Linked DNA regions of Homo sapiens: region 1 is linked to region 2. A link is an interaction called in ENCODE POLR2A ChIA-PET data of the cell type or tissue named here. Cell type or tissue: CD4-positive, alpha-beta T cell. All regions are shown on one strand. Links, peaks and the distances in the headings refer to the core of each region. The heading gives the core; the rest is flanking DNA.

Region 1 (16,426 bases), core at 2,768-10,767, 59 kb after region 2:
ATCAGATTTAAGTCTAGTATAAATGTAAAGAGACAAAAGTATTAAATATTAACTATACATACAACAATTTGGTAATGGATACATGATATATAAAAGATATACATTATGAAATCAATAATACAAAATGTGAAAGGAGACGTTAAATGTAAAGTTGTGGTATACTGTTGAGGTTGTCAGCTTAAAATAGACTATTAACACTATAAGATGTTTTATGTAAGCTTCATGGTAACCACAAAAAAAAGGCTGTAGTAGATACATAAACCAGAAAAGAACCAACGCATATCACTATCAAAAAAATCATCAAATCACAAAGGAAGACAGCAAGAGAGGAAGACTGAAACAAACAAACTTACAAGAGTCAGAAAAATTGACAAAATGGCGATAGCATCTCCTTGCCTATCAATAATTATTTTAAATGGAAATAAATTTAATACTCCAGAAGACACAGATTGGCTGAGTGATTTTTTTTTTAATTTTTTCATTTCATTTTATTTTTTTTGAGATGGAGTCTCGCTCTGTCACCCAGGCTGGAGTGCAGTGGCATGATCTCAGCTCACTGGAAACCCCACCTCCCAGGTTCAAGCAGTTCTCCCACCTCAGCCACCTGAGTAGCTAGGATTACAGACACATGCCACCACACCTGGCTAATTTTTGTATTTTTAGTAGACATGGAATTTCACCATATTGGCCATGCTGGTCTCGAATTCCTGACCTCAGGTGATCCACCTGCCTTGGCCTCCCTAAGTGCTGGTATTACAGGTGTGAGCCACCGTGCCTGGCCGAGTGGATTTTTAAAAACAAGATCCAATGATATGCTGCCTACAAGATACATGAAACAGAAAATCAAAAGCATATCACTACCAAAAAATCGTCAAATCACAAAGGAAGACGGCTAGAGAGGAAGACTGGAACAAAGAAACTACAAGAGTCAGAAAAACTGACAAAATGGCAGTAGTAACTCCTTACCTATCAATAATTATTTTAAATGAAAAGAATTAAGCTCTCCAATAAGACACAGATTGAATGGATTTTTGATTGTTTAAGACGGAGTCTCACTCTGTCGCCCAGACTGGACTGCGATGGTGTGATCTCAGCTCACCGCAACCTCCACCTCCTGGGTTCAAGCGATTCACCTGCCTCAGCCTCCTGAGTAACTGGGATTACAGGCGCCCACCACCACACCCAGCTAATTTTTGTATTTTTAGTAAAGATGGGGTTTCACCATGTTGGTCAGGCTGGTCTCAAACTCCTGACCTCAGGTGATCTACCCACCTCAGCCTCCCAAAGTGCTAGGAATACAAGCGTGAGCCACTGCACCCAGCCAAGCGGATTTTTAAAAACAAGATCCACCTATATGCTGCCTACAAGAGACTCTCTTTAGCTTTAAAGGACTGAGGCTGAAAGTGAAGAGATGGAAAAAGATATTCCACACACATGTTAACCAAAGAGAGCAGAGGATCCTTACATAAAATAAAATAGACTTTGAGTCAAAAAGTGTTAAAAGAGATCAGAGGTCAATTCATCAGGAGAATGTAACATTTATAAATATATATACATGCCCCAATTTGGAGCACCTAAATATATAAAGCACTATCAATAGAACTAAAGGGGGAAATAGCAATACCGTAATAGTGGGGAACTTAAATACCCCACTTTCGACAACGGATAAATAATCCAGACAAAAATTAATAAGGAAACACAGACTTGAACATTACAGACTAAATGGACCTAACAGACACATACAGAACATTCTAGCCAACAGCAGCTGAATATACATTCTTCTTAAGCAGACACAGAATATTCTCCAGGATAGATCATATGTTAGGCCACAAAACAAGTTTTAACAAATTCAAGAAGAATGAAATCATTTCAAGTATCTTTCTAACAACAATTGTATGAAACTAGAAATCAATGACATAGGAAGAAAGCTAGAAAATTCATAAAGAAATCAAAAGGGAAAATCTGTTAATATGGTTGTCATATTTACAAATCAAGGAAAAATGATCATCTCAACAAATGCAGAAAAAAAACAGATATAAATGCAGTAAGACTTCTATGTCCACGGGTTCCGCATCTGTAAATCCAAATGACTATGGATCAAAAAAATATTATTTGTTTATTACTGTCTCTTTAGCTGTATACTCCATGAAGACTAGAAATTTGTTCTATTCACTGCTGCACCCCCAACACCTAACAGCACCAGATGAAACATAAGCACTCAATATATGTTTTGTTGAAAGAGTAGATGGTTCTATAACTCAGGACAAAAATATGGATTCAATAACAAATATTGAGATAACAGCCTAACAATTCTGAAAAGCAAGTTACAGTTCTGTCTCCCACTGAACAAAATAATAAAATTTCACAGGGAATCAAACTTTAAAACAAAGCCACTTAATACTGGATGTTGTGTCATTAAGCTAAGTGATAAGAAATAAGACACTTTAATACCATAAAGGAACAGGCTAAAGTGTCATAATTAGCAGAAAATATCACTAATGTCTACTTAGAAAATACAAGTTTATCAACTGAAATGTTAAAAGAGTTCTTTAAGATTGTCAGATCAACACAGTAACATATAAACATCAATAACTTTTCTATACAGCATACAGTAGAAATAATTATTCTACTGTAATAGAAAGAGATATCAACAACAAAGTTACTAGGAATAACTTTAATAAGTAATATAAAACTCTACTTATGAACATAAAGGAAGAATAAAGTATCCTGAGACACAAACCTAATTTTTTTTAAAAAGGGACAAAGGATATGAACAACAAATTCATTTTTGAATAAGAAATTCAGACACAATTAATCAACCTATAGAATATGATAAAGTGCTCAACTTTACCAAGTAATCAGGGAAATCGAACAATGATATGAAAAATGAAAACTACTGGTCAGGCCTGGTAGCTCAAGCCTATAATCCCAGCACTTTGGGAGGCCAAAGCGGGCAGATCACTTGAGGCCAGGAGTTCAAGACCAGCCTGACCAATATGGTGAAACCCCGAGATCTCTACTAAAAATACAAAAATTAGCCAGGCATGGTGGCACATGCCTGTAGTACCAGCTACTCAGGAGGCTGAGGCACAAGAATCACTTGAACCTGGCAGGTGGAGGTTGCAGTGACCCGAGATTGCACCATTGCACTCCAGACTGGGCAAGAGAGCAAGACTCTGTCTCAAAAAATAGTAATAATAATAATAATAATTAATAAAAATTGAAAAGAAATTTTAAAAATAATAATTTTTAAAATGAGTGAATGAGAAAAACAAATTCTCAATAGAAAAATAACAAATACAGTCCAACAACTGAAAGAGTGAAAGTCTCTGAACACATGAGATATTCAACTAAACAATTTTAGAAATGGAAATGAAAGCAAGGAGTATCATTTCAGATACCAAATTAGCAAAGAGTGATAACACACTCTGCTAGTCAGGTTATGGGAAAATCGACACTAGTAGGAGTGTAAACTGAACAATCAGGCCGGGTGTGCTGGCTCATGCCTGTAATCCCAGCACTTTGGGAAGCCAAGGTGGGTGGATCACTTAAGGTCAGGAGTTCCAGACCAGCCTGGCCAATATGGTGAAACTCTGTCCCTACTAAAAATACAAAAATTAGCCAGGCATGGTGGCACACTCCTGTAATCCCAGCTACTTGGGGTGGCTTGAACCCGAGAGGCGGAGCTTGCAGTGAGCCGAGATCGCAGCATTGTACTCTAGCCTTAGTGACACAGGGAGACTCTGTCTCTCAAAAAAAAAAAAAAAAATTGAAGAGAAAAACACAAGGAAAAAAATCCATGCAAAATCAATTTTTCAGAACTCCTCGATTAAAAAATAATGTCAAACATTAAGAGGAATATCCATTTTGCTTACAGACATACCTCATTTTATTTCACGTCACAGATAATAAGTTGTTTGTTTGTTTGGGGACACAGTCTCACTCTGCTGCCCAAACTGGACTGCAGTGGCACAATCTCGGCTTACTGCAACCTCCGCCTCCCAGGTTCAAGTGGTTCTCCTGCCTCAGCCTCATGAGTAGCTGAGACTACAGGCACGTGCCACCACACCCAGCTGATTTTTTATTTTTAGTAGAGACAGGGTTTCACCATGCTGGCCAGGCTGGTCTCAAACTCCTGACCTCAGGTGATCTGCCCACCTCGGCCTCCCAAAGTGCTGGGATTACAGGCGTAAGCCACCACACCCAGCGAGTTTTTTTTAAAATAGCAAAGGCTTTTGTCAACCTTGCACTGAACAAGTCTTTTTTTTTTTGAGACGGAGTCTTGCTCTGTCGCCCAGGCTGGGGTGCAGTGGGATGATCTTGGCTCAATGAAACCTCTATCTCCCAGGTTCAAGCAATTCTTCTGCCTCAGTCTCCCAAGTAGCTGGGATTACAGGCGCCCACAACCACGCCCAGCTAATTTTTGTATTTTTAGTAGAGACAGGGTTTCACCATGCTGGCCAGGCTGGTCTCAAACTCCTGACCTCAGGTGATCCACCCGCCTCAGCCTCCCAAGTGCTGGGATTACAGGTGTGAGCCATAGTACCCAGCCTGAACAAATCTACTGACACCATTTTCCAGCAGCATGCACTCACTTTGTGTCTCTGTGTTACGTTTTAGTAATCCTCAAAGTATTTTGAACTTTTTCATTATTATTATATCTGTGATAGTGATCTACGATCAGTGATATATATATATTTTTTCCTTTGGTTGAGAAAGGGTCTTGTTCTGTCACCCAGGCTGGAGTGCAGTGGCACAATCACAGCTCACTGCAGCCTCAACCTTCCGGACTCAAGTGCTCAGCCTCATCGGTAGGTGGGACAACAGGCATGTACCACCACACCTGGCTGATTTATTTTTTATAGAGATGGGGTGTCACCATGTTGCTCAGGCTAGTCTCAAACTCAAGCGATCCTCCTGCCTTGGCCTCCCAAAGTGCTGGGATTCCAGGAGTGAGCTACCATGCTATCTTTGATGTTACTATTGTAATTGTTTTGGAACACCATGAACCACGCCCACATAAGATGGCTAACATATAATGTGTGTTCTGACTGCTCCACCAATTAGCCATTCCCTATCTCTCTTTCTCCCTCTTTTCAGACCTCCCGTTTCCCCAACACACAACCATATTGAAATTAGGCCAATTAGTTAACCCTAATCCTACAATGGCCTCAAACAATTCAGGGAAAGGAAAAGTCATGTGCCTCTCACTTTAACTGAAAAGCTACAAATGATTAATCTTAGTGGGGAAGGCATATCAAAAAGTGAGAAAGGCCTAAGGCTAGACCTCTTGTACCACTCAGCCAATTGTGAATGTAAATGAAAAATTCTTGAATAAAATTAAAAGCACTATGTCAGTGAACATGAAACAATCTTGTTGCTAATATGAAGAAAGTTTTAGTGGTCCATATGGAAGATTAAACCAGCCATAACATTCCCTTAAGCAAAAAGCCTAATCCACAGCAAGGCTCTAACCTTCTTCAATTCTATGAAGGCTGAGAGAGGTGAGAAAACTGCAGAAGAAAAACTGGAAGCAAGTAGAGATTGGTTCATGAGGAAAAATGCTCTCGTCATAACATAAAAGTGGAAAGTGAAGCAGCAAGTGCTGACATGGAAGCTGTAGCAAGTTATCTAGAATATCTAACTAAGATCATTGCTGGAGGTGGCTATACTAAACAAGGTGTTTTATGTAGACAAAAGAGCCTTCCATTAGAAGAAGATGCCATCTAGGACTTTCACAGCTAGAGAGGGAAAATCAATGCCTTGCTTCAAAGGTCAGGCTGGGGCCACACCTGTTATCCCAGCACTTTGAGAGGCCAAGGTAGGAGAATCGCTTGAGCCCAGGAGTTCAAGGCCAGCCTGGGCAACAAGGCGAGACTCTTGTCTCTTTTAAAAATAATAAATAAATAAATAAAAACTGACTCTCTTGTTAGGGGCTAATGCAGCTGGTAACTTGACGTTGAAGCTAATGCTCATTTGCCACTCAAAAAGTCCTAGAGCTCTTAAGAATTATGCTATATCTAATCTGCTTGCTGTCTACATATGGAACAACAGTCTCCTGGATGACAGCACATCTGTTTAGAGGTTGGCTTACTGAATATTTTCAGTCCACTGTCAAGACCTACTGCTAAGGAAAAAACATTCCTTTCAAAATATTAGCACTCACTAACAATGGACCAGGTCATTCGAGGGCTTTGATGGATATGTTCAGAAAGAAGAATGTTACTTTCATGCCTGCCAGTACGATACATCTATCCTGCAGCCCACGTATCAATGAGTAATTTCAATTTTTAAGTCTTACTGTTTAAGAAATACATTTCGGCCAGGTACGGTGGCTCATGCCTGTAATCCCAGCACTCTGGGATGCCAAGGCAGGCGGATCACTTGAAGCCAGGAGTTCAAGAAGACCCTGGCCAACATGGCAAAACCCTATTTCTACTAAAAATACAAAAATAAGCCGGGCGTGGTGGCACACACCTGTAGTCCCAGATACTCGGGGGAGCTGAGTCAGGAGAATCGCTTGAACCAGGAGGCAGAGGTTGCACTAAACCAAGATCGCACCACTGCACTCCAGCCAGGGCGACAAAGCGAGACTCCGTCTCAAAAAAAAAAAAAAAAAAAAGTGATTCCTGTAGTAGATTTGGGCAAAGTAAACTGAAAACCTTCTGGAAAGGATTCACCACCGTAGATGTCATTAAGAACATTCATAATTCATGAGAGGAAGTCAAAATATCAACATGAACAGGTGTCTGGAAGAAGTTGATTCCAACTCTCATGGATAACTTTGAGGGGTTCAAGACTCAAGTGGAGGAAGTCATTGCAGATGTAGTGGAAACAGCAAGAGAATTAGAAGTGGAGCCTGAAGATGTGACTGGATTGCTGCAATCTCATGATAAAACTTGAACAGATTAGGAGTTGTTCCTTACAGATGAGCCAAGAAAGTGGTTTCTTAAAGATGGAATCTACTCCTGGTGAAGAGGCTGTGAAATTGTTGAATAACAACAAAGGATTCAGAATACTATATAACCTTAGTTGTTAAAGCAGTGTTTGAGCTGACTCCAATTTTGAAAAAAGTTCTACTTTTGGGTAAAAAATGCTATCAAACAGCATCACGTGCTACAGAGAAATCTTTCATGAAAGAAACAGGCAATCAATGTAGCAAACTTCATTGTTGTCTTATTGTAAGAAACTACCAGAGGCACCCCAACCTTCAGCAATCACTGCTGGGATCAGTCAGCAGCCACCAACATCCTCTATCAGCAAAAAATCTTACAATTTACTGAAAGCTCAGATGATCAGTAGCATTTTTTAGCAATAAAGTATTTTTAAATTAAAGTATGCACATTGGTTTTTTAAATATAACGCTACTGAACATTTAATAGACTGCAGTAGAATATAAACATAATATTTACATGCACTGGTAAACCAAAATATTTGTGTGCCTTGCTTTATGGTGATACTCACTTTATTGTGGTAGTCTATAATGGAACCTACAGTATCTCCAAGGTATGCCTGTATTTACTTTGGTACCAATTCTAGATATATATCTGCATATACCCAGGTATTTAACTTCCTGGTCTCATGTTCCTTAAATAGTTAATAAGAAAGAGTAATTATGAACCATGCAGAGCAATTAACAAGCCTAACTTCCAATATTTTCTTCACTCTGAAGTAAGTATTTCCAACAGTGTATTATGTCAGAAGTTCTCAGTTTTGGGGGTGCTGTATCTTAATTTTTCTGTACTCTATTTTCAACTTCACTGAAATAATACAAGCTCTATCTTCCTTACAAATTTATAAGGAATCAAATGAAATGAAATATATAAAAGTTGTCCTCTTTCTCCCATCTTCAAAAAACTTCCCCCGCACTTCATTTCCTGTTAGCCCTCTCTCCTTCAACAGCCTGGTCTGTAGAAAGAGTCCATACATGGCCTCCCTCCACTCCCTCATCTTCCATTCATTCCTTGTTCCAAGGCCCTCCCAACACCACTGAAACTTTTTTCAATGCCCTTTTTTTAAATTATTATTATTTTTTTAAAAAGCAAATTCTGCCCCCATCTTTTCATTCTTTCAGTTGAACCACTTTTTCCAAAACACTGTGCAGATATAAAAAATACGTAGTTAAGGCCAGGGTGCAGTGGCTCATGCCTGTATTCCCAGCACTTCGGGAGTCCAAGGCAGGCAGAACACAGGTCTGGAGTTCAAGACCAGCCTGGTCAACATGGTGAAACCCCATCTCTACTAAATATACAAAAATAAGCCAGGCGTGGTGGTGGGCACCTGTAATCCCAGCTACTCAGGAGGCTGAGGCAGGAGAATCGCCTGAACCCAGAAGGTGGAGGTTGCAGTGAGCCGAGATCATGCCACTGCACTCCAGCCTAGGCGACAGAGTAAGACTCTGTCTCCAAAAAACAAACAAACAAAAATGGACAAAGGAGCCAGGCGTGGTGGTGCACACATAGAGCCCCAGCTACTCAGAGGCTGAAGTAGGAGGATCACTTGAGCTAGAGGATCACTTGACCCCAGGAGTTCAAGGCTGCAGTGAGCTAGAACTGTGCCACTGCAATCCAGCCTGTGTGACAGAGTAAGACTCCATCAAAAAAGACAAGGACAAAGACATGACAAGAGAGAAAAAATAAGTATAAAAGACAGAGAGAGAGAGACTTCAAAAAGGAGGACAGGGCAGGGCACAGTGGCCCATGCCTGTAATCCCAGCACTTTAGGAGGCTGTAATGGGAGGATCACTTGAGCCCATGGGTTCGAGACCAGCCTAGGCAACACAGCGAGACCCCAGTATCTACAAAAACTAGCCGGGAATGGCTGGGCATGGTGGCTCACACCTGTAATCCTAACACTTTGGGAGGCCGAGGCAGGCGGATTGCCTGAGCTCAGGAATTCGAGACCAGCTGGGTAACATGGTGAAACCCCATCTCTACTAAAATATAAAAACTTAGCCAGGGGTGGCAGCATGTGCCTGTAGTCCCAGCTACTTGGGAGGCTGAGGCAGGAGAATCACTTGAACCCAGGAGGCAGAAGTTGCAGTGAGCTGAGATCACACCACTACACTACTTCACTCCAGGATGGGCAACAGAGCGAGACTCCATCTCCAAAAAAAAAAACAAAACAAAACAAAAAACAAAACAAAAAAAACTAGGCTGGGCACAGTGGCTCACACCTATAATCCCAGCACTTTGGGAGGCCGAGGCAGGCAGATCACCTGAGGTCAGGAGTTCAAGGCCAACCTGACCACTATGATGAAACCCCACCTCTACTAAAAACACAAAAATTAGCTGAGCATGGGGGCATGCGACTATAGTCACAGCTACTCGAGAGGCGGAGACAGGAGAGTCGCTTGAACCCGGGAGGCAGAGGTTGCAGTGAGCCGAGATCGCACCATTGCACTCCAGCCTGGGCAACAAGAGCGAAACTCTGTCTCAAAAGAAAAAAAAAAAAAAACTAGCCGGGCACAGTATTGCGCACCTGTATTCCCAGCTACTTGGGAGGCTGAGATGGGAGGGTCATTTGGGCCCAGAAATTCGAAGCTGCAGTCAACTATGATTGTGCCACCGCACTCCTGCCTAAGTAACAGAATGAGATCTTGTAATTTAAAAAATAAAAGGATAGGTAGGATTTACAGACTGGAAAATGGGAAAAAGATGAGAGTGGAAAAAGGAAGGAGGGGTAGCACGAATGGCGGGCAGGTGGACAGAAAAGTAAAATTCAGCCATGTTCAAAAGGGAACAAATAAAAGCACCGAAAGGTAAGACAGACCTAGTATATTTATGACTTGAATCCCAAGCTACGAAACTGGAACATAATTTAGCAGAGAGACTCCAAAAGTTTTACAGCAAAAAGTATTAGAATCATTTATATACTGGGAAAAAATAGCCTCCTCATTTTAATAATCCAGATTGGGAAATCAGATCTAAAACAGATGTTCAATGGACATCCCATTTCTTTTGTAAAAGCAACTTGAGTGGTCAGTCATCAAGTTTTGTTCTGTTTTTAATTCACAATGAAAATCTGACTACTCATTTATTCAACAAATATTTGAGTGCCAGCTATGTGCTAGGCACTGTTCTAAACACGCCAATAACATTTATTTAGTGGGATTGATTCTGTACTCTAGAACAATGGTTCTTAACTGGGGAGAGGGAGTAATTTTTGCTCCCCAAGGGACATCTGGCAATGTCTAAAGACATTTTTGGTTGTCACGGGGGCAGGGAGGGGGGGAGGGGTGCGGGTGTGCTACTATATCTAGCGGGTGGAGGCCAGGAATGCTGCTTAACATCCTACACACAGGAGATACTGCCCATGACAAGGAATTAGCTAGTCCAAAATGTCAACAGTGCCAAAGCTGAATAAATCTGTTCAAGAGCAACACATTTCTATTCCCTCTTCCATAGTAATTGTTAATAAACATTAGTTCCATTTTCTACTATTTCTGTTCTACAATAGAGGCTTTAAAATATCTTAAGAAATATAACACCATTTTAATAATTTGGCAAGTAGAAGTAAAGATACCATGAATCCTGAGATTTCACTTTCAAAAATGTATAAGCTACATTTATTTTACAATATAACTTTTAGGAACAAAGTTGTCTTCTCCTTCTGACACTGACTGTTATCAAAAACTGTGCTAAAAGCTTTGAGTGATGTTTGATTATTCCTTTTATTTTGGGGTCCTTATAGCAGTTAATTACCACATTCTGCCAGTTCTTTCCAAGTGAATGCCTCACATTTCAACGGATCCTTTTCTATTACCAATGTATCATCTGAAATATTTTACTAACTGGTTTTTCTGAAGCTCAATGTCCATGTCTCCTTCCCTCCCAAGCTATCCCTACCCATTAATACTGTATTTTTCACCTGCTCAAAAGTCCATATGGTTGCCCGTAACATACCAAATAAGAACCTAATTCCTAAAGCTTGACATTCAAATCCTTTTTTCAACTAGCTACAATCCACTTTTCCAACTCTTTTTTCCACTGCTCTCCCTCAGGAGTAGCCTTTTTTAGCAAAATGACTTATTCTGAGATACATAAACAACCTTTCCAGATCAGAGACATCAAAAGCCATTCAGGCTTCATTGAGACAAAAGATACGCATTCAACTCAGAATAACAGTAAGAAATCAACTTATAGGGAAACCAGATCTAGCCATGTTCTATAAACATGAGAGATAACCCTGTTGGCTCATGCCACTGTCCTTATTTATAACGGCCCCTATTTGCCTTTCTACTTCTCTGAACTCCTTATCCTTCAAATCTACCATCTTTTCAAAAACCCAAACACAGAGTCACCTCAGTCACCATTACCTGCCCTTCCCCCACCCCACCCAATGCCTGTGGCTTTCAGGTCATTTATTTTGCAATAAACTTGTCATCTCAATTTTACTGGTTCTCTTTTAGATTCAGACAGCTGAGATTATGATAGATTCATTAGTAAGCTGAATGGGGAAGAAAAGGATATTTACATTCCCAGGCCAATTTTCAATGCTTTTTGGAAGATTCTGTTAAATTCACAATTTCCAGAACTGGCAAGGAATAGGTAAATATATACACTCATATATTACTGGTAAGAGTATAAATTGGTATAATTATCCTAAAGTGATATCTGCCAACATTGAAAGTCTTTAAAATCTGTATACTCTTTGGCCTAGGAATTCAACTTGAAAATTTATCATGAGTAAATTATAAAATGTACAAAGGTTTAACTATAAAGACACTCATCTCTGCATTGTTTCTAACTCTCAAAGATTGAGGTGGAGGGGAAAATTCCTTGTCCAATAAAAAAAGACTATTCCATGAATCATTTATTTAAGTAATGTAATACTCTGCAACTACTAAAATCCTATAGTATCATGGTTATTGACATGTAACTCTTTTAATGGCTTTCTTTCCTAAGCTAAGAAAAATACAAACATGATTCCACATAATGTATTTCAAATATTTGTATACATTTTTCTACTTTTCTATATTTTCCACACATCTATATATAATTTGTGTGTGTGTGTGTGTATGCATGCATGTAAATAAAATATACCTCTAAGTCTTGTAACCTTAAGATGGTGGGGCAAAATATTTTTATTTTCTGTTGTTGATTATTTAAAATTTAGCTACATTAAATTTTTTCTGATTTAGTAAACATACATAAGGCCTATTTATAGTTGAATGGCAGTCTTACAAAACCTAAGCAACCTTAGTTTACATTATCTGTGGGAAAAGCATTTTTAGTAGAATGCTTGCACATCTTCCTACATTCCTGTAATCAAACAGTATTTATCATCAACTATGTTGGTGACTCTCACTTTGACATAGGCTGAACCAGAAATCCTAGGAAAAACTGATGATAGAAAGCTAAGGGGAAGGACAGGAAGCCGGGAAACCCTGGGAAAGGAGGGATTATATTACACATGTTATGGGAACTAGTTTGTATATGCGGGGCACAGAGCATACACTTAGATAAGAAGGGGGTCATAAAACCAGAAAGGCAATAAATAGAATGTTATGAGCATGAACTCTAGATGCAGACTGTTTAGGTTCAATCCCACCTCTGCTTCTTACTACATTTATTACCTTAAGCAAGTCACTTAACTTCTCCCTGCCGTTTCTGCCCCATCTGTATAATGGGGATAACAGACCCTACCTTAGAGGGTTGTCACACTAATGAATTCTGAGAATAGTGCCTGGTACTACAGTTAAGTGCTCATTAGTTGTCCACACTCATCATCGTCATTACTCCTATTACTATGACGTGAAGAGTTGTGCTGCTAGGACAGGAGCAGCAACTTTTCAACACCAATCACTTTTTTAGATGGCCTCCTTTCTAGCCTTGTTAGTTGCCCAAATTCTGAAAAAAAAAACAAGAACTAAGACTCTAGAAGGAGATCCGAGAGGCAGACATGTGTGTCTGTGTGTGTGTGCGTGTGTGTAGGCGCGTGTGCATGTAGATGAAGGAGGAATCAGGAGTAATGCCAAGAATGAGAAATCTGTATAAGCAGTTCAGAAAAGGGGCATCATGAGTCACTCTCCTCAGTGCTGCCCCAAGAGTTCCACAGTTTGTTCCTTACATCATTCACTTGGATAAAACCTTTCAATGTCTCTCCATGGCCTTCAGAGTTAAATCAAAACTATTCCTTGGAATGACTTAAAACCCATACTACCTCTAAAGCCTCATCTCTTGACTCTCTCGCACCAAGCTCACTGAGCTTCCAGCCCTACTGAATTTCTTCAGTAACAAACTCTCACATCTCAGAGCCTTTGCACATGCTGCTCCCTCTGCCTGAAAAGTAACCTCTACCTCCTCCAATAGCAAACTGCTACTCAACCTTCAAAATGCAGCTCAAGGATAACTCCAGAGCTCTTTCCTGATTTCAAGCTAAATGCCTCTGCTATATTATCCCCCATGTGCATAACACCACCACCACCACCACCACCACCACCACCACCACCACCACCACCACCACCACCACCACCACCACGCTGCACTGATCCACCACTAGCCGATGACTCCTTTAGAGATCTTGTCTTTGGGTATTTCCAGATACTGTCCTATACAGTAACAGATACATTAAAAATAATAATTTTAAAAATTTATTAATCACAGCTGGAAAATACAGTGAACCTACTGATTACACTGGAAACTGGTAAAGAAAGGTAAACAAGCAAACATTTATTCTGCCTTTCCCATATGAACAGTTACACTGGGCAACCAAGTAAGAGGTGATGGAAACTTTTCTTTTTATAAAACAGTATTCCAGATAATAAAATGAAGGAGTAACACAACTAGAACATTATCATTTTACAACTCTTAATGAATCAACAGATCTAGGCATTAGTCACCAACAGTTGCTAATGTCACAAAAAGAGACAACCATATTTTGTGCCTCCTGATGAAAGAATGCACCACAATATAAGAAGCAGTCTTATAAAATAAGACTGAACCTGACTCTGACCAAGCCTCTGGTTCTAACTACTCATTTGGAAATACAGAAAATAGAGAAACATCGGGGATAAACCTGGTATTGAATCTCAGGAATCAGCAAAATCCTGACTACAGGAACTCTACAGGGCAAATAACCCATTTCTTTAACAAATAAATTGTGAGAATAAAAAGGAAGGTGGTATCCTACAGATTAAGACACTTAATCGCAATAAGTAAGCCTTATTCAAATACTTTTAAAAATTGAGACGTGTTGGCCGGGCGCGGTGGCTCACGCCTGTAATCCCAGCACTTTGGGAGGCCGAGGCGGGCGGATCACGAGGTCAGGAGATCGAGACCATCCCGGCTAAAACGGTGAAACCCCGTCTCTACTAAAAATACAAAAAATTAGCCGGGCGTAGTGGCGGGCGCCTGTAGTCCCAGCTCCTTGGGAGGCTGAGGCAGGAGAATGGCGTGAACCCGGGAGGCGGAGCTTGCAGTGAGCCGAGATCCCGCCACTGCACTCCAGCCTGGGCGACAGAGCGAGACTCCGTCTCAAAAAAAAAAAAAAAAAAAAAAAAAAAAAAAAAAAAAATTGAGACGTGTTTACCTGAACATAGAATATGATGATATTATGGATTTAACTGTCAATTTTTTTTTAAGTATGATGGTGGTATTAGGTTTTTCTTAAGCCTTCACTTTTTAGAACTACATTCTCTAATATTTATAAACGATATCACATTATGCCTGAGGCCAGGTGCAGTGGCTCATGCCTGTAATCCCAGCACTTTGGGAGGCTGAGGCGGGTGAATCACCTGAGGTCAGGAGTTCAAGACCAGCCTGGCAAACACAGTGAAACCCCGACTCTACTAAAAATACAAAAATTAGCCTGGCGTGGTAGCACTCACCTATAATACCAGCTACTTGGGAGGCTGAGGCAGGAGAAGTGCTTGAACCTGAGAGGCGAGGTTGCAGTGAGCTGAGATCATACCACTGCACTCCAGCCCGAGTGACAGAATGAGACTCCGTCAAAAAAAAAAAATTAATAAAAATAAAAATAAATAAAAGCACAGACCCTACAGAAAAGACTGCCTGGGTTCAAATCCTGTGTCCATGACTCACTCTGAGCCTTAGCTTCCTCAGCTGTTAAAAAAGAAAAAAAAAAAAAAAGGGACAATAGTAGTCTTTACTTCAGAGGACTTTTGTAAGAATTAAGTGAGTTAAGATGGTTATAACATATAGTTCTCCCAAAACAGTGCTTCATAGAAGTTTTCATTATCATCCCCCTTCCCACTTTACAGAAAGAAACACGGACCTGGAGAGGTGAAAAGTGACTTGCTTAATGACTTGAAAACCATCTTCCAGGAACTGTGCTTAGCACTGGTGGCAAAAACTGGCTATTTACCAAAGCGTTTCCTTTTCCTCCTGGCATATGGCTAAACTACATTTCCCAGCTTCCCTTTCACATGACTGGTCTGGACAATGAAATGTGGGCAAAAGTGAAAGATGCCTCTGTACTACTCCCAGGCCTTGTCCCCAAACCTCCCATGCAATCCCTCACCGCTTCTCACCCTCATTTGCCAGGTGGACATCAATGCCTAGGGCAACGGAGAAAAGATTAGCCTGAGTCCCAGTATGACTTAACTGTTACTGTGTTACTCTTGAAATTTCGGCCACCATAAAGTCAGTAAGACTGTATTTTTTATGGACTCATCACAACAACCATTATTCCTATTCAACAGTTGAGGAAACTGAAGTATAAAGAAAGTCATGGTCAATTACTCAATGGTAGATCCAGAACTTGAACCAGCACTGTCTTAATACAGAGCTCGGGATCTTAAGTGACTTCCAAGATCACAAGACCAGTAAGGGCACCAAGATTTCTAACTTAGAGTAGATACATTTTATATAGAATTTTGTTAAGTATTCCTTAAAATATCACTTTAATATGCCATAAGAATAACCACAGAATAGTGTTACTTTAAAGTAAAAAGATATAAATAGGAGCCCAAAATGTTAAGTGGGGTTTTACAATCAAGAAGACACACCAGAATAAGATATTTTTTAAATACCATGTACATTAAAGAGATCATACTTCCTTACCCTAATAAACAGCCATGTAGTACAAGTTTTAACTTTTTAATTAAATATTAAAATTATTAAAAATATTAAATATACAACTTCTATTTGGTTTTATCTGAGCCATTCCTTTATACTGACAGTTACATGATGTGATTTCAGTTATATATGTAGTTATTGGTAATTTTTCAAAAATAGAATATAATGAAAAAACTTCATTTCAATCATTACTGAACTGCACCTACATTAATCACAATATACCTATGAAAAGATGTATAACATATACTAGTATGCCAAAAAAAAAAGTGACAAAACAGTATTTATAGTATAATTCCATTTTTTTTTTTTTTTTTTTGAGACGGAGTCTCGCTCTGTGGCCCAGGCTGGAGTGCAGTGGTGCCATCTCGGCTCGCTGCAAGCTCTGC
Region 2 (16,426 bases), core at 2,500-10,499:
GATCGTTCTCTGAAAATAAAATAAAATAACTGTGAAAGTGAAAACAAGCAGAAAATTGTTTCATTTTTAACTGTTTAAATGCAATGTACTGCCAAATCAATTTTAATTTATCAGCCATTAACTGTCATAAAACAACTTTTAGAATTCATCTGTTAGTATTATCCATGGTATAATATTAAACTGGGTTGCCATATTATATCGTATAAGTAACAAGTAAGAAAAAGAGTCTCCAAACCCACAGGGAAGTATTAAATTGTAAATTTGTTTTTCCATTCCATAATATAATGTTTTTAAAACCAACTCTCATATCCTAGTCAGGAATTGTATTTAACACATAAACTGAGTATTTCCTTTGGCTTTACTTAAACGCTTACAAAACAAAACTTGATCAAATCAGAAATGTTTAGTCTGCTGTATCTTGACTGAGGACTGCCACAACAGAGGTGGCAGTTAACTGTGTAAAGAAAGGATATTTTCCAGGGAAAATGAAAACCCACTACAGAGTGTGAAAACAGAGGCAGGAGGAATGGAATGTATCAGCTGTAGCTTTCTTATGGTCCCGTCAACAAATCTCAACAGCTGGTCTGTGGCATGACGTTGCAAGTACTCTCAATCAAGACTGTATGTCACAAATTGGAAGTAAAAAGCAAAAGCAAAATAGCTACCAAAGGCATGTAGAATAAGGAAGATAGTATAACAGCAAAAACTATAGTCTAAAAAAAGAACATTGAATAAAGTAAACAACATATGGGAGATTTCAGGCTTTCAAGGTCTAACACTTTAGGTATTATTTAAGACCATTAAATAAATAAAAATGGCTATTGTACTTAATTATTAAATATGGGAAATCAGATGACTACCACTAAAACTTAAATCTTCTCCTAATATCATAGTATTTAACCTGATCATAATTCTGGATTAAATCACTATTGAATATAGATCATAACTCACTGCACTTCTGTATGCTGGATATTTATCATGATTCCTATTAAGAGAAAATCAGCACAATGACCAGGGTACTAAACATTTTTATACCTGGAATCATTGAAAGAAAAAAAGTATTAACATATTTCAATAAGTACATTTAAATATCAAACCATATAAAAATAACCAGTAATGTTTTTATGTTCAGCATTAGAAATGCATAGACTTTTTTTAAAAGGTATAGCATGCTATGCTAACTTTAAATTCTCATTTTAATAAATGCCCACAGTAAAATGAGAACAAATTCTTTCCTATAAGTATAATCTCTATTCCTACAAATATATGCTCCATTACAAATCATTGTTATTTTATTGGGAGAAAAAAAAAAGACCAACAGTTCATCTATAACTACTAAATGTTGTTTTAGCATACTGTTTTGCACTAGTATTTGATGAGGGAAAGGGGTGTAAAAAAACCAAGAGAATGACTAATTTATTACTAATCAGGTCCTAACCAGCAGCTTAATCAAATTCAACCTTCAAGTTTTGAGACTGGTTTGTATGTATATACCATATCAGTAAGATATCAATGTCAACACTAAGGATGACAGCAGCCCAGCTTAGAAAGAGATATCAAGAGGAATCAGCTGAAATGCATACCCACAAAATTCTTAGTTATAAAACAAAAAAAGGAAAAAAATTCTTGATTTTTTTATTTAGTGAAAATGAGCAAAGACATTTTCAAAACCTTTGTAAAATTGTTTTTTAAATTAACTAGCTATTTAAACTTCATTAGCAACATACATTTTGTAAATATTTGAAATCATTACCAAGCTAAATTAATTGCCTACCCTTCAATGATGCCAAATTTTTAAGTGTACTTCATTAACTGCCATATTATCATTACTTATTAAGTTGGTAAGCACTAAGTATATATAAAGACTTTCGTTTAACAAAGGCTATTTTTATATAATTATCTGAGCTCATAAGAATTTTCACTAAAAATTAATTTCACTTTTAAAACAAGGAAATGAAACCAATTCCATTTCTCAGGAGAGGATTTTATATAATTGCCATTATTTAAGGCAGAACATGAGGATATAAGATACAGCCTGATTCACTCCATTAAATTTGCTAATAGACATTTTAAGTTTGCTGGCCTTTTGATTATTTTATTAAGATGTGTGTACTCAACTGACAACTAAAGAAAAAGCTATAGCCTCCAAAACATCACAACTCTCCAAATATAGTACTTCTAAGTTTCCTTAAACTGTTCCACCTTAAATTCTTTTAAAAGATTCTCCCTCTTTTTATTGTTTCATTTCCTACTTCAGGTCTTCAAGGCATTGGCAGCAGTTCAAAACAATGAGCCAATCAAATAAGTACAACACAACAATGATTTAGTACTTAAATTTGGATATAAGCCAGATAAGCACTTGAGTGATTACATCATAACCCTCAAGAGGCAGTGTTAGCTTTGCAAGCTAAATTAATTTTTACACATTCTCATCAACTACAGAAACTTCTACTCCCTTAACCAGCACAGCCAAGTCTCCATATTAATATGGTCTTTAAACACAACTGTACAAAATATTTTAAACTATATCAGACAAGACCTTTAGGTAATTACAATGTGCCCGTGAATACAGACATACACACATCATTACAAAAAAAAAATTCCTTAAAAAAGAAAAAAGCATCTTCTGGGAGGGAAGGCAGGGGAGGGAGGGAGGGAAGAATGTATAGGACAGTGCAACATTTTCTGAAGCACACAAACTTATATATAAATTAAATAAATGACTGAATGGATTGATGAATGAATGACACAAAAGACATGAGTAGTGAAAACCAATTCTGGATTTGCTATTGTATTATGTTATATTCTTAAAATTAAAAGCTTATTTAGAGAAACAAAAGAAGGACTTTATTGATCTGTTTTATTATTACATTATTTCCATTTATAAATTCCATGAACTCCCTCCCTCTCAGCTTGTGTTATGTTCTTTGAAGTTTTCTTCCAAAAGTTTAGTTTTGTGATCACACCGCTTTCATATACAATTAATATAAACTTTTTAAAAAATAACAAGAAAAATTTGTGAAAAGGATAGTTTGTTGGATTAATTGGGTTAATGGTGAGTCAGAGTATCCCATAAATGTGGAGAACAGGAGAAACTGTTCAACAAGAACAATCCCATTTGAAAATTTATAAACATTATAATGGAAATAAATTATATGCAGTCTTAATCTATTCCAACATTTAAAGTCGAAACTGCTTACTTTCTCTGTCCTCTTTGTTTTCGTGGTGCTGAGTTTTGCATTTTCTCATAGGTTCCATTGCTGTTGTCATCAATGTCCTTCTTGTTAGAAGGTTGGTTTCTCCATGGCAAGATAAATCCAGGCGTTATTCTGAATTGTTTTAAGTCTCCTTGTCCTAAGGAACTTTTTTCCCCACAGTAACAAAAAGCGCAGAGCTGTTCACTAGTAAAAATGAAATGTAAGTCAGAGAAGGAGAAAAGTAGCTTTATTCAACTGCTTTAAGCGATAACTATAGATACTTGTGCTTTTAAATTATGTCTAAAGCACAAGCTAAGCTTTTCAATCTATTTTCTACAGTCTATTCAGTGATTACCCATAAGAACAATTAAGTTTAATAATTATACATTTGGAATTCTACTTTTCCATAGCATTTTAAAAAGTAGTACACATATCAAATCCAAAAAATTCTAGTTAGCAGTTAGAAAAGTTATTTTCTTTTATATTTGACTAGAAAAAAATCCAAGTAAGAAAGCTAAAGGTGGGGGCCAAGCACGGTGGCTCATGCCTGTAATCCCAGTACTCTGGGAGGTGGAAGTTCGAGACCAGCCTGTCCAACGTGGTGAAACCCCATCTCTACTAAAAATACAAAAATTAGCTGGGTGTGGTGGCACACCCCTGTAATCCCAGCTACTCGGGTGGCTGAGGCACCTCGCTTGTATCCGGGAGGTAGAGGTTGTAGTAAGCTGAGATTGAACCACTGCACTCCAGCCTGGGTGACAGAGCAAGACTCTGTCTCAGGAAACAAAAAAAATGCAAGTTAAAAATGGGAAAGAAGGTAGAGTTTAGTAGCCACCCAACTGTATGACAGTTCTGTAAAACATATGGTGACAGTTTTATTTAACCACTTGATAGAACGTTCATTATGCATGATATATATATACCACACACATGCATACACACGGGGAGATATAAAAATATAAACTTAAATAGTTCCTGGGTTGAGTGGTAGTAGATTTTTAGGGAAGCAGAAGAGCTGAACTGGAAGAAGGAAAGGGATGATTAGGAGCAAAGGGGATTTTTTAGGCCAGTGAAACCATTTTATATGATACTATAATGGTAGATACTGAGCCCTAATGTAAACTATGGACTGTAGTTAAAAATAATGTATCCATATTGGTTTACCAACTGTAACACAGCACACAATACTAATCATGAGGGAAACTGCTGGGGGTAGAGGTGGGAGAATGAGCTCAATTTTTGTGTAAACCTAAAAATGCTCTAAGTCTATTAATAAAAAAGGAGAAAACATTAAAAAATTAAGAGACAACAATCAATATACATATATAGAATATACACTTACTAAGAGATCTTAGAAAGAATGAAATTAAAAGGACTGCTTCCTCTTGATTATATTTACACTTCACAAGATATTTACTGCTGCTATACCCAAATCCTCCTTCTTGGGCATTAAAGTTACCTCTACAGTATTTACCCCATGATCTTACATATCTTGCATTACCAGGTGATAGAACTAACCTATAGCCTTTTGAGGTGACTTTTTAAAACTTAGGTTTAAATCATATTGGACTCTCAACTAATTACTTTTATCAAAATTAGCTTTGTTTTTGTAATAAATTACCTATTTCAAGTTCATGAGAAACTATGTTGTCTGCTGGTACCGAGACATACACAAATTAAATGTAGTGTAATTTCAAAAAAAAAAATCAAGTCAAGTTGAAAAAGAAAATTTCTTCTTTCCAAAAAGAGACCACCACCTTATGCTTTGCCAGTATCTTACTATCCCCTTATTTGTAATGTTCTCTGAGCTATTAAGCTTACATTTATTTCACCATATCCCATTTCTGGTTTGTTTCTTCCCCTAGAAACACTACCCATGAGAAGCAACAATCAGATTGACATTAGTCTTATCAACATTGATTGTAACAGCACTGATTAGAAAATGGAGCAATATTTTAAAGCTATTGCAGAAAAATACCTTAGCATTCAATTTTATATTCAAAACTATCGCTTAAATGTGAAGGTATAATAAAATTACTCTCTGGCTTAGAAGACCTCAGAAATTTTGCCAGACAACAGATCAAAAATGAAAATACTTTTAGAGAAGTACTTAAATTATTAAAGAATTAGAAAAGGTTGTATGAAGTAAGGGAGGTCAAACACCTCAGAGTAATTTATTGTTGACTTTTTTTTAATACGAGGTCAAGGGAAATTTCTAGCTTTTGGTCTGGCTGTAGAAAGCTGCAAACAACATTGTGCCCAACCACACAACATAACCCAACCAGAGAATCTGCAAATTCACTTTTCTGAAACCCATCAGAGGGCAGAAATCACAAGGCAACCAACTCACCACCAAATGAAAGACACTTCCATAAAGAAATGTGACAATAGCACCTCTGAGGAAGAGGCCACTGATATCATACCAGCAGGGTGATAAGAACTCAGTAAAAATTTTTAAGAAATTGCTAGAAGCCAAGTGTGAAACACAGTGAGACTATGTTAACACCTGTGACCAAAGACAGGGGAATTCTAACCCACACAAAGGCTCCTCTTCATGTACCTCATTAGATGTCACGCACTACAGCAACTCAGCCAGGAACAGTGGCTCACACTGCAACCCCAGTGCTTTGGGAGGTCAAGGCAGGAGGATTGCTTAACCCCAGGATTTTGAGACCAGCCTGGGCAACATAGTGAGACCCTGCCTGTATTTTAAAAAGAAAAAGAGGATGGGCATGGTGGCTCACACCTGTAATCCCAGCACTTTGGGAGGCCGAGACGGGCAGATCACAGGTCTGGAGTTCGAGACCAGCCCAGCCAACATGGTGAAACCCCGTCTCTACTAAAAATACAAAAATTAGCCAGGCATGGTGGCAGGCGCCCGTAATCCAAGCTACTCGGGAGGCTGAGGCAGGAGAATCACTTAAACCCAGGAGGCGGAGGTTGCAATGAACTGAGATCGTGCCACTGCACTCCAGCCTAGGCGACAGAGCAAGACTCCACCTCAAAAACAAATAAAAGAAAGAAAAAACATATATACAGTGACTAAAAAACATTTTCTAAAATAGCATACGAAATCTTACTAGCCATTACAATAATGTAAACCAAAACCACCAATTAAAAGGCAAAAATCACCAATTAAAAGACCATTTTTGAGATTAGATTAAAATTAGATCTAACAATTGGGTGCAGCTGGGTGTGGTGGCACACACCTGTAATCCCAGCACTTTGGGAGGCCTAGTTGGGCAGATCACCTGAGGTCAGTTCGAAATCACTCTGGCCAACATGGTGAAGCACACACCACCCACCCACCCCCTCCCCATCTCTACTAAAAATACAAAAAAATTAGCCAGGCATTGATGGTGTGCGCCTGTAATCCCAGCTACTCGGGAGGCTGAGGCAGGGGAATTGTTTGAACCAGGGAGGTAGAGGTTGCAGTGAGCCGAGATCGCACCACTGCCCTCCAACCTGGGCAACAGAGCAAGACTCCATCTCAAAAAAAAAAAAAAAAAAAAAATAGGTGCAAAAAATGTTGGAAGTATAAACACAAATGACATATAAAACAAGGACAAAAATGTTGATGGGAAAAGAGGTAAAAAGATACCAGGCAAACATAAACCAAAAGGAAGTTTGAGTGGCAATAATTTTATCAGACAAAATGAAAGTTATGTCAAAAAGAAAACATGACATTAGAGATGAAAAAGATGTTACACACTAACAAAATGATGAATAGTATAATAGATATCGATCATAACCATATACTCAGACCAACATGAATCTGGTCTCAAAATGAATCTCGAATCTGAAAGAGATGGTTAAGCATCTCCAATCTGAAAATCCAAAATCTGAAATGCTCCGAAATTCAAAACTTTTTAAGCACCAACATGATATCACAAGTAGAAAATTTCACACCTAAGTACTTAATATAAACTTTGTTTCAAGCATAAAATTACTTAAATATTCTATAAAATTACCTTCAGGCTATGTGTATAAGGTATATACGAAACATAAATGAATTTCTGTGGGCAGCAAGCCACCCAGGTGCCGAGGCAAGAGACCAAGGGCACGAGCTGTTCCAGTATAACAAAATATATAAAATAAGAATAGTTATATAGATCATAGATATGATTATACATGAATATCATTAATCATTAGTTTGTAGCAATTACTCTTTATTCCAATATTATAATAATCCTCACTCTACAATCATAACCTAGGAAAAACCAGGCCATACAGCAATAGGAGCTGAGGGGACATAGTGAGAAGTGACCAGAAGACAAGAGTGCGAGCCTTCTGTTATGCCCAGACAGGGCCACCAGAGGAGTCCTTGGTCCCAGCGTCTGGGAAGACACCTGTTGCCAAGTGGACCGTGGTCTAGCGGTAGCGTCAGTGTCAAGGAAAAACACCCACTACTTAGCAGACCGGGAAAGGGAGTCTCTAAACTCTTTTAGAGTTTAGAGAAGACTCTACTCCTCCACCTCTTGTGGAGGGCCTGACATCAGTCAGGCCCGCCCGCAGTTATCCAGAGGCCTAACCGTCTGCCTGTGATGCCGTGCTGCAGTGGTCACGCTCCTAGTCCGCCTTCATGTTTCATCCTGTACAGCTGGCTCTGCCTTTTAGATAGCAGTAGAAAATTAGTGAAAGTACTAAAAGTCTCTGATAAGCAGAAATAATGGCATAAGCTCTCCCTCTCCCTCTCCCTTTCCCTCTCTCTGCCTCAGCTGCCAGGCAGGGAAGGGCTCCCTGTCCACTGGACATGTGACCCACGTGACCTTACCTATCACTGGAGATGGCTCACACTCCTTACCCTGCCCCTTTGTCTTGTATCCAATACATATCTGCGCAGCCTGGCATTCAGGGCCACTACCGGTCTCCGCGTCTTGGTGGTAGTGGTCCCCCGGGCCCAGCTGTCTTTTCTTTTATCTCTGTCTTGTGTCTTTATTTCTATACTCTCGTCTCCGCACACGGGGAGAAAACCCACCGAACCTGTGGGGCTGGACCCTACAAATTTCATGTTTATACATGTCTCCCATCCCCAAAATATCTTATTATGTATGTGCAAATATTCCAAAATCCAAAAAAAATCCAAAATCCAAAACACATCTGGTCCCAAACATTTTGTTTTTGTTTTTTTTGAGATGGAGTCTCACTCCGTTGTCCAGGCTGGAGTGCAATGGTACGGTCTTGGCTCACTGTAACCTCCACCTCCTGGGTTCAAGCAATTCTCCTGCCTCAGCCTCCCGAGTAGCTGGGACTACAGGCACACGCCACAACATCTAGCTAATTTTTGTATTTTTAGTAGAGACGGAGTTTTGCCATGGTGGCCAGGCTGGTCTCAAACTCCTGGCCTCAGGTGATCCACCTGCCTTGGCCACCTAAAGTGATGGAATTACAGGCATGAACCACCACACCTGGCCTGTCCCAAGCATTTTGGATAGGAGAAACTCAACCTGAGTTTCTCAGAACAAAACTGGAAGACTAAAAAAATTAAATCAACAACAGTGGAAGATTTTAATTATTTTTCTCAGAAAATACTATGTCAAACCAATAAAAATTAAGTATTGAACATCTTTATTGTTCATTATTTATTAATTACCTGAGCATAATAAATTAGTTTGAGATACTATATTCAGCTCTATCTACAACTAACGGTTCACATTCTTTTCAAGTATATTAAAATATTTCAAGAGTGGATTACATAGTAGGCCATAAAAGAATACATGATACATAGCAAGTGACCAACATCATGCAGGCAACATTCTCTGACAATAATGCAGTAAAACTAAAAATGTATAATAAATGGATAACTTAAAATCTTCTGGCCAGGTGCAGTGGCTCATGCCTATAATTCCAACACTTTAGGAGGCTGAGGCAGGTGGATCACCTGAGGTCAGCAGTTTGAGACCAGCCTGACCAACATGGCGAAACCCCGTCTCTACTAAAAATACAAAAGTTAGCTGGGTATGGTGGCACACGCCTGTAGTCCCAGCTACTCAGGAGGCTGAGGCAGGAGAATCGCTTGAACCTAGGAGGTGGTGGTTCCAGTGAGCCAAGATCGCACCATTGCATAGCCTGGGCAACAGAGCAAGACTCCCTTTCAAGAAAATAAATAAATAAATAAATAAATAAATTTGGAAACTAGAAAAGATATTGTTTAAGAATCTTTCACTTAAAATGGAAATCCCAATATGTGAAATAAAATCATAATGAAAATACTGAATATAAAATTGATATAAAATATAAAATACTGAATATAAAAATTTCAATATATTACTGGAAGTCCTAGGCAGAGCAATATGGTCAAGAGAAAGACATAAGGGATCCCAGTAGGAAAGGAAGAAGTGAAACTGTCTTTATTTGCTGATGGCATGATCTTATATATGGAAAACCCTAAAGACTCCACCAAAAAACTGTTAGAACTAATAAACAAATTTGATAAAGTAGCAGGATACAAAGTAAATATACAAAAATCAGTAGCATTTCTATATACTAACAGCAAACGATCCTAAAAGAAAATTAATGTAATAATCCCATTTACAATAGCAACAAAAAAATTAAATACTTAGGTGTAATTTCAACCAGGGAGGTAAAAGACCTGTATACTGAAAACCATAAAACTCACAAAAGAAATTTAAGAAAACATCAAGAAATGGGAAGATATCCTATGTTCATGGACTGGAAGAATTAATACTGTGAAACTAACTGTCCATACTACCCAAAGTGATCTACAGATTCAATGCAATATCTATCGAAATTCCAATGTCAATTTTCACAGAAATAAATTATCCTTAAATTTATATGGAAGCACAGAAGACATCAAACAGCCGAAACAACCTTGAGCAAAAAGAACAATGCTGGATGCATCACCCTGTCTGATTTCAAAACATTACAAAATGATTGTAATCAAAATAGTATGGTACTGGCACCAAAAAAAAAAAAACCATACATCTGGACAGGCATGGTGGTTCACACTTGTAATGCCAGCACTTGGGTAGGCTGAGGCAGGCAGACTGCTTGAGCCCAGAGTCTGAAACCAGCCTGGGCAACATGGTGAAACCCCGTCTCTACTAAAAATACGAAAATAAGCCAGGGGTGGTAGTGAACACCTGTAGTCCCAGGTACTCAAGAGGCTGAGGTGGGTGGACGGCTCCAGCTCAGAAGACAGAGGTTGCAGAAAGCCAAGATCACACCACCGCACTCCAGCCTGGGCTACAAATACCACCCTGGCTCAAAAAACAAGAAGACACATCGACCAATGGAACAGGAATGAACTCACGCATTTACACTAAGTTGATTTATAACAAAGATGCCAAGAAAACACAATGGGTAAAGAACTGTCTCCTCAATAAATGGCACTGAAAAAACTGTATATCCATATGCACAAGAATAAAATCATACCCTTGTCTCACATAACACAAAAAATCAATTCAAAATAGATGAAAGTCTTATGTTTCGGATGTCAAACTATAAAACTACTAGAATAAAACATAGGGAGAAAGTTCCATGTGGGCAATAACTTTTTGGATATGACCCTGAAAGCATAGGCAACAAAAGCAGTAATAGACAAATGGGATGGCTAAACCACCAAGCTCCTTACGGCAAATGAAAATATTAACAAAGTAAAGAGACAACCCACAGAATGGGAGAAAATATTTAATATCCAAAATATATATGGAACCCAAATAAACAGCAAGAAAACAACCTGATTAAAAAATGGGCAAAGGACCTGAACAGACATTTCTCAAAAGAACACATACAAATGGCCAACAGGTACATGAGAAAATGTTCAGCATCACTACTCATTAGGGAAATGAAAATTAAAACAAGTATATATCACGTAACACCTGGCTATTGGCTAACACCTAACAAATGGCTACTATTAAAAAGATGAAAGATAAGTATTGCCAAGGATACAGAAAAAATGGGAGTCCTGTACATTGCTGTGGGGGTGTCAATTAGTATAGCCATTATGGAAAATGGTAAAGAGGTTCCTCAAAAAACTAAAAATAGAATTACCATATAATCTAGTAATCACACTTCTGGGTATATATCCAAAGGAACTGAAATCAATGTCAAAAGGATATCTGCATGCCCATGCTTACTACAGCATTACTTACAATAGCCAGATATGGAATCAACCTAAGTATCCATCAATAGATGAATGGATAAAGAAAACATGGTATATATAAACAATGGAATACTATTCAGCCTTGAAAAGCGGGAGGATGGGGAGTGGTGGCTCATGCCTATAATCCCAGCACTTCGGGAGGCCAAGGCTGGAGGACTGCTTGAGCCCAGATATTCAAAACCAGCCTGGGCAACACAGTAAGACTCCATCTCTACATAAAATTTTAAAAATTAGCCTGGTGTGGTGAGCACACAACTGTAGTCCCAGCCACTTGGAGGCTGTGGTGGGAGGATTGCCTGAGCCCAGGAAGTTGAGACTGCAGTGAGTTGTGAGCATGGCACTGTACTCCAGCCTGGGCAACAGAGTGACACCCTTTCAAAGAAAAAAAAAAAGAGAGAGAAAGAGAAAGAAAGGAAGGAAAGAAAAAAAGGAAAGAAGGAAGGAAGGAAGGGAAGGAGGGAGGGACGAAGGGAGAGAAGGAAGGAAAAAAGAGGGAGGGAAGGGGAGGTAGAAAAAGAGGGGGAGGGGAAGGGAAGGGAGGCAGGGAGGGGAGGGGAAGGGGATTAAGGAAGAGTGGGGAGAGAGAGAGAGAGAGAAGCGGGAGGGACCTGTCATCTGCAACAACTCAGATGAATCTAGAGGATATCATGCTAAGTGAAATAATCCAGGCACAGAAAGACAAATACGGCATGATCTCACTTATATGTAGAATCTAAAAAAGTTGAACTAAAAGAACCAGTAGTAGAGTGATGGTAACCAGACACTCGGAGAAGGTAAGGCAGGAAGAAGGAAATAGTAAGTTGTTGGTCAAAGGATATGAAGATTGAGATAGGAGGAATAGGTTTTGAGATATACTACATAGTAGGGTGACCTATATTTTAAAATAACAATTTGGTGCAAAGGATACGAAGGTTGAGACAGGAGGAATAGGTTTTGAGATACAGTGCATAGCAGGGTGACCTATATTTTAAAATAACTATTAGTTTGGTGCAAAAGTGATTGTGGTTCTGCCATTAAAAGTAATGGCAAAAACCGCAATCACTTTTGCACCAACTTAAGAGTAAATTTCAAGTAACAAATGAGAGTTAATCAAGGTAATGGATGTTAATTTACTTGATTCAATCATTCCACTTTGCATTCATGAATTGAAACATCACACTGTACTCATAAATGTACAATTAGGATTTGCCAATCAAAAATAACATTCAAAAATAATAAATGTATCATGAATCATTTTAGATAAAATGTATATGTTCTGAGAAAAATATAACATGAGAAAATTGGTACAAGATGAAACAGACAGCTGAATAGAAAAAAATTTGGAAGTGGGGAGCAAATTTATGGAATACATATTCCAAGAAAAAAAATCTTTGAATTGAACTGGTAATGACTTCATTTTCTAGAAGAAACCCCACAGACCCATGTAATTTTATGACAGTTACTTCAGACCTACATGGAGTCAATTCCTGTCTTAAACTAGCTGTTCCAGAAAATAAGAAAACTGAAAGATGCCTCACACACGAGGCTAGTGTAATTTTGTCTCCAAAACTAGGACATTACAATATTACAAAAATTCATATTGCTTATGAACATAAACAAAATATTAGCTAACTAAAACCCAACAGCATGTTTAAAAAATGTCATAATCAAGTAATGTTTATTGAAAGTAATCGAGTAATGTTTATTGCAAGTAATCAAGTAATGCTTACTGCCTTCTACAGAAGCTTCTTCTTATTGCATTGTTTTGCTTCATTTTTAAATACATATGAACATAAGTTCTTTGTTAGTTATATGCTTTAGAAATATTTTTCCCTTTTCTGTCATTTATCTTTTTACTCTTGGTATTTTTCATGAAAAGTTGTAAATTTAAGTATAGTGGTATTAATCAATCCTTTTCTTTTCTTTTTTTGAGATGCAGTTTCTCTCTTGTCGCCCAGGCTGGAGTGCAATGGTGCGATCTTGGCTCACTGCAACGTCCACCTCCCAGGTTCAAGCAATTTTGCCTCAGCCTCCCAAGTAGCTGGGACTACAGGTGCCCACCACCACGCCCAGCTAATTTTTGTATTTTTAGTAGAGATGGGGTTTCACCATGTTGGCCAGGCTGGTCCCAAACTCCTGACCTCAGGGATCCACCCACCTTAGCCTCCCAAAGGGCTGGGATTACAGGCATGAGCCACCGCACCCGGCCCCTTTTCTTTTTATGTGTGTTTTTTTTTTTTGAGACAGGGTCTCACTATGTCACCCAGGCTGGAGTGCAGTGGCAGGATCACAGCTCACTACAGCCTCGACCTCCTGGGCTCAAGCGATCCTCCCACCTCAGCCTCCTGAGTAGCACCACCAAGTCCTACTAATTTTTGTATTTTTTGTAGAGACAGGGCTTTGTCATGTTCAAGTCAGGCTGGTCTCGAACTCCTGGGCTCAAGCAATCCTCCTGCCTCAACCTCCCAAAGTGCTAGGATTATAGGCATGAGCCACTGTGCCTGGCCAATCAACCCTTTTCTATAATTAGGGCTTTCCATTTGTTTTTTAAAAGTCTTTCCTTACCCCAAAGCAATGAAGAAATTCCTCTACATTAACTTCTTTTATTAATTTGCTTCTCACGTGTTAAGTCTATAAATTAACTGGAGTAGACATGAATAAATTAGGTCTTTCTTTTTTTTTTTTTTTAAAGTATGTCTAATTGTTCTAGCACAATTGTTGAAAGAGACTTCCTTCCTCACTAATTTGTGATGCCCCTTTGTTATAAATAACCTGTCCATATTAATCATGTATCTGTATCTGGGTTCCCTATTCTGATCCATTGGTCTATTTGTCTGTTTCTGTGGTAATACAGCACTGACTTAATTTATTAGTGTGTTACAAAAAGTCTTAGTATCAAGTAAAGCAATCCTTCCTCTTCTTCATGGGTCCTTTGGCTTATCCTGTCTTTTGCATATTCATATAAATTAAGATCAGCTTGTAAAATTTACTGTAGAAATTTTTATTAGAATTTTCTTGAACCTACACATCAATTGGGAAAGAATATCTTTAAAATACTGAATCCCCTAAAATGTGAGTATTATACTGCTATTATGTCTGTGATCCTTAATCTTTCCAAAAAGTTTTATAATTTTCTCTATAAAAGTCTTACATTTTTGCACATAATCCTAGTCACATATTATTTTATATTATTGGAAAATATTCTAAAAAATACCATTTAACTCTGTTCCTAATATATAAAAATACATGTGATTTTTGCATTTTGATTTTGTTATCTAGTAATCTTGCTAAAATCCTATTAATTATACATATTCATTTAGAACATTTTATATACTGCACCATTAAAATTCATTAAATTCAGGCCGGGGACGGTGGCTCACGCCTGTAATCCCAGCACTTTGGGAGGCCGAGATGTGCAGATCACGAGGTCAGGAGATCGAGACCATCCTGGCTAACATGGTGAAACCCTGTCTCTACTAAAAATACAAAAAAATTAGCCGGGTGTGGTGGCAGGCGCCTGTGGTCCCAGCTACTTGGGAGGCTGAGGCAGGAGAATCGCGCGAACCCGGGAGGCGGAGCCTGCAGTGAGCTGAGATCGTGCCACTGCACTCCAGCCTGGGCGACAGAGCAAGACTCTGTCTCAAAAAAAATAAAATAAAATAAAATTCATTAAATTCAATCTGTTCATCCTATTTTAAGGAAACTGTGGGACAGAGAGATAAAAATGAATAAATAAAGGTCAAAAAGTCGGAGCTTGGAATAAACACCAAGTCTGTATTTACAGTATGCTGGCTTTCTCAGTGTACATTCACTCTGTCCTGTCTAATGAAAATAACAGTGGTAGTGGTAGTATAGCCCAGGATAAATAAATAACAATGGCATTGCTTATTAATCTACCTCAAGGTTATTTTTCCATGTGGCATGAGCATCAATCTACCTATATTTTTTACATGGATAGCCAATTATTGAGTGACCTATTCTTTTCCACTGATAGGCCATGATTATTATAAATGAAATTATCATATATTCATGAGTAGCTTTTAACTTTCATTCTCTGTACAAGTATTAGATGAGGACTAACAGTGACAGTGTGCTACTCACAGGTGACAAAAAGATAAGTCAGTCAGGCATACTGTGTCCTTAAGATCTGCAGAAGAACCAAGCAAGAAGGTTAAGAACTACAATGGGTTCCCGAAGTAGGCCTAGAGGATACAGAGGCACAGAATACTTTCAGAAGGCTCTCAGGCACCTGCTCTAAACTAGCAAATATTCTGCATTCTGTACCTCTCAATACCACATATGCATTACACCATTTCTAATCTCTATATAACACATAGCAAAAAGTAAAGTTCATGGTAGTATCAAACTACAAAAATTTAAGCAGAACTTTAAATGCTTTTCAATCAACTAGAATTCATTATTCATTAAAAATATATTGGGCCGGGCGCGGTGACTCACGCCTGTACTCCCAACACTTTGGGAGGCCAAGGCGGGTGGATCACGAGGTCAGGAGATCAAGGCCATCCTGGCTAACACATTGAAACCCCGTCTCTACTAAAAATACAAAAAATTAGCCGGGCGTGGTGGCGGGCACCTGTAGTCCCAGCTACTCAGGAGGCTGAGGCAGAAGAATGGCGTGAACCCAGGAGGTGGAGCTTGCAGTGAGCCAAGATCGCGCCACTGCATTCCAGCCTGGGCAACAGAGCGAGACTCCGCCTCAAAAAAAAAAAAAAAAAAGAAAAAAGAAAAAAAAATTTATACAGCACCTAATCTCCGTCAGGAACTATTAAGTGCAGGACACAGTGTGGTGAACAAAGCCCACCAACAAAGTGCGTGTCTTCAGAGTTCACATGACAGTCAAATGAACTGTTGGAAAATAATAAGTGCCACAAAGAAAAATAAAGCAGGTTACTATGTAAAATATGGTGGGAGCTGCTGTTTTCTTTTCCATCCTACTCCTTTATTTTGAAAATGTTCAAACCTCCCAAAAAATATTGGAGGAGGAGGAGAGGACTACAGTATAACAAACACCAGTGTGTTCTTTCGTTGATTCACATTGTATGTTCTTTTTCCTAAGCTGACTGAGACTAAGCTGGATGTGGCCCTTCAGAGGAGGCTAGTATTA

The links. Peaks named below come from ENCODE experiments on the same cell type or tissue, not always from the same donor. Only the 100,000 strongest peaks of a DNase experiment are listed, where the experiment ranks them.
Region 1: POLR2A ChIA-PET joins it to region 2 with 12 read pairs; 3 of 35 experiments call an interaction of 5 or more read pairs at or near these places.

Annotation. Positions count from the first base shown.
Region 1 is chr7:152,371,133-152,387,558 of GRCh38, forward strand. The region is part of intron 1 of KMT2C (lysine methyltransferase 2C); the gene reads right to left. Among named protein-coding and RNA genes, the nearest start is that of KMT2C, 57 kb to the right of the region's middle. In CD4-positive, alpha-beta T cell, for the core only: no CTCF peak of the experiment used is centred there; no DNase peak of the experiment used is centred there.
Region 2 is chr7:152,311,938-152,328,363 of GRCh38, forward strand. It overlaps KMT2C (lysine methyltransferase 2C), which reads right to left. Exons shown (of 59, transcript NM_170606.3): 4 at 3,201-3,401; 5 at 1-9. Among named protein-coding and RNA genes, the nearest start is that of KMT2C, 120 kb to the right of the region's middle. In CD4-positive, alpha-beta T cell, for the core only: no CTCF peak of the experiment used is centred there; a DNase peak (open chromatin) is centred at 5,734.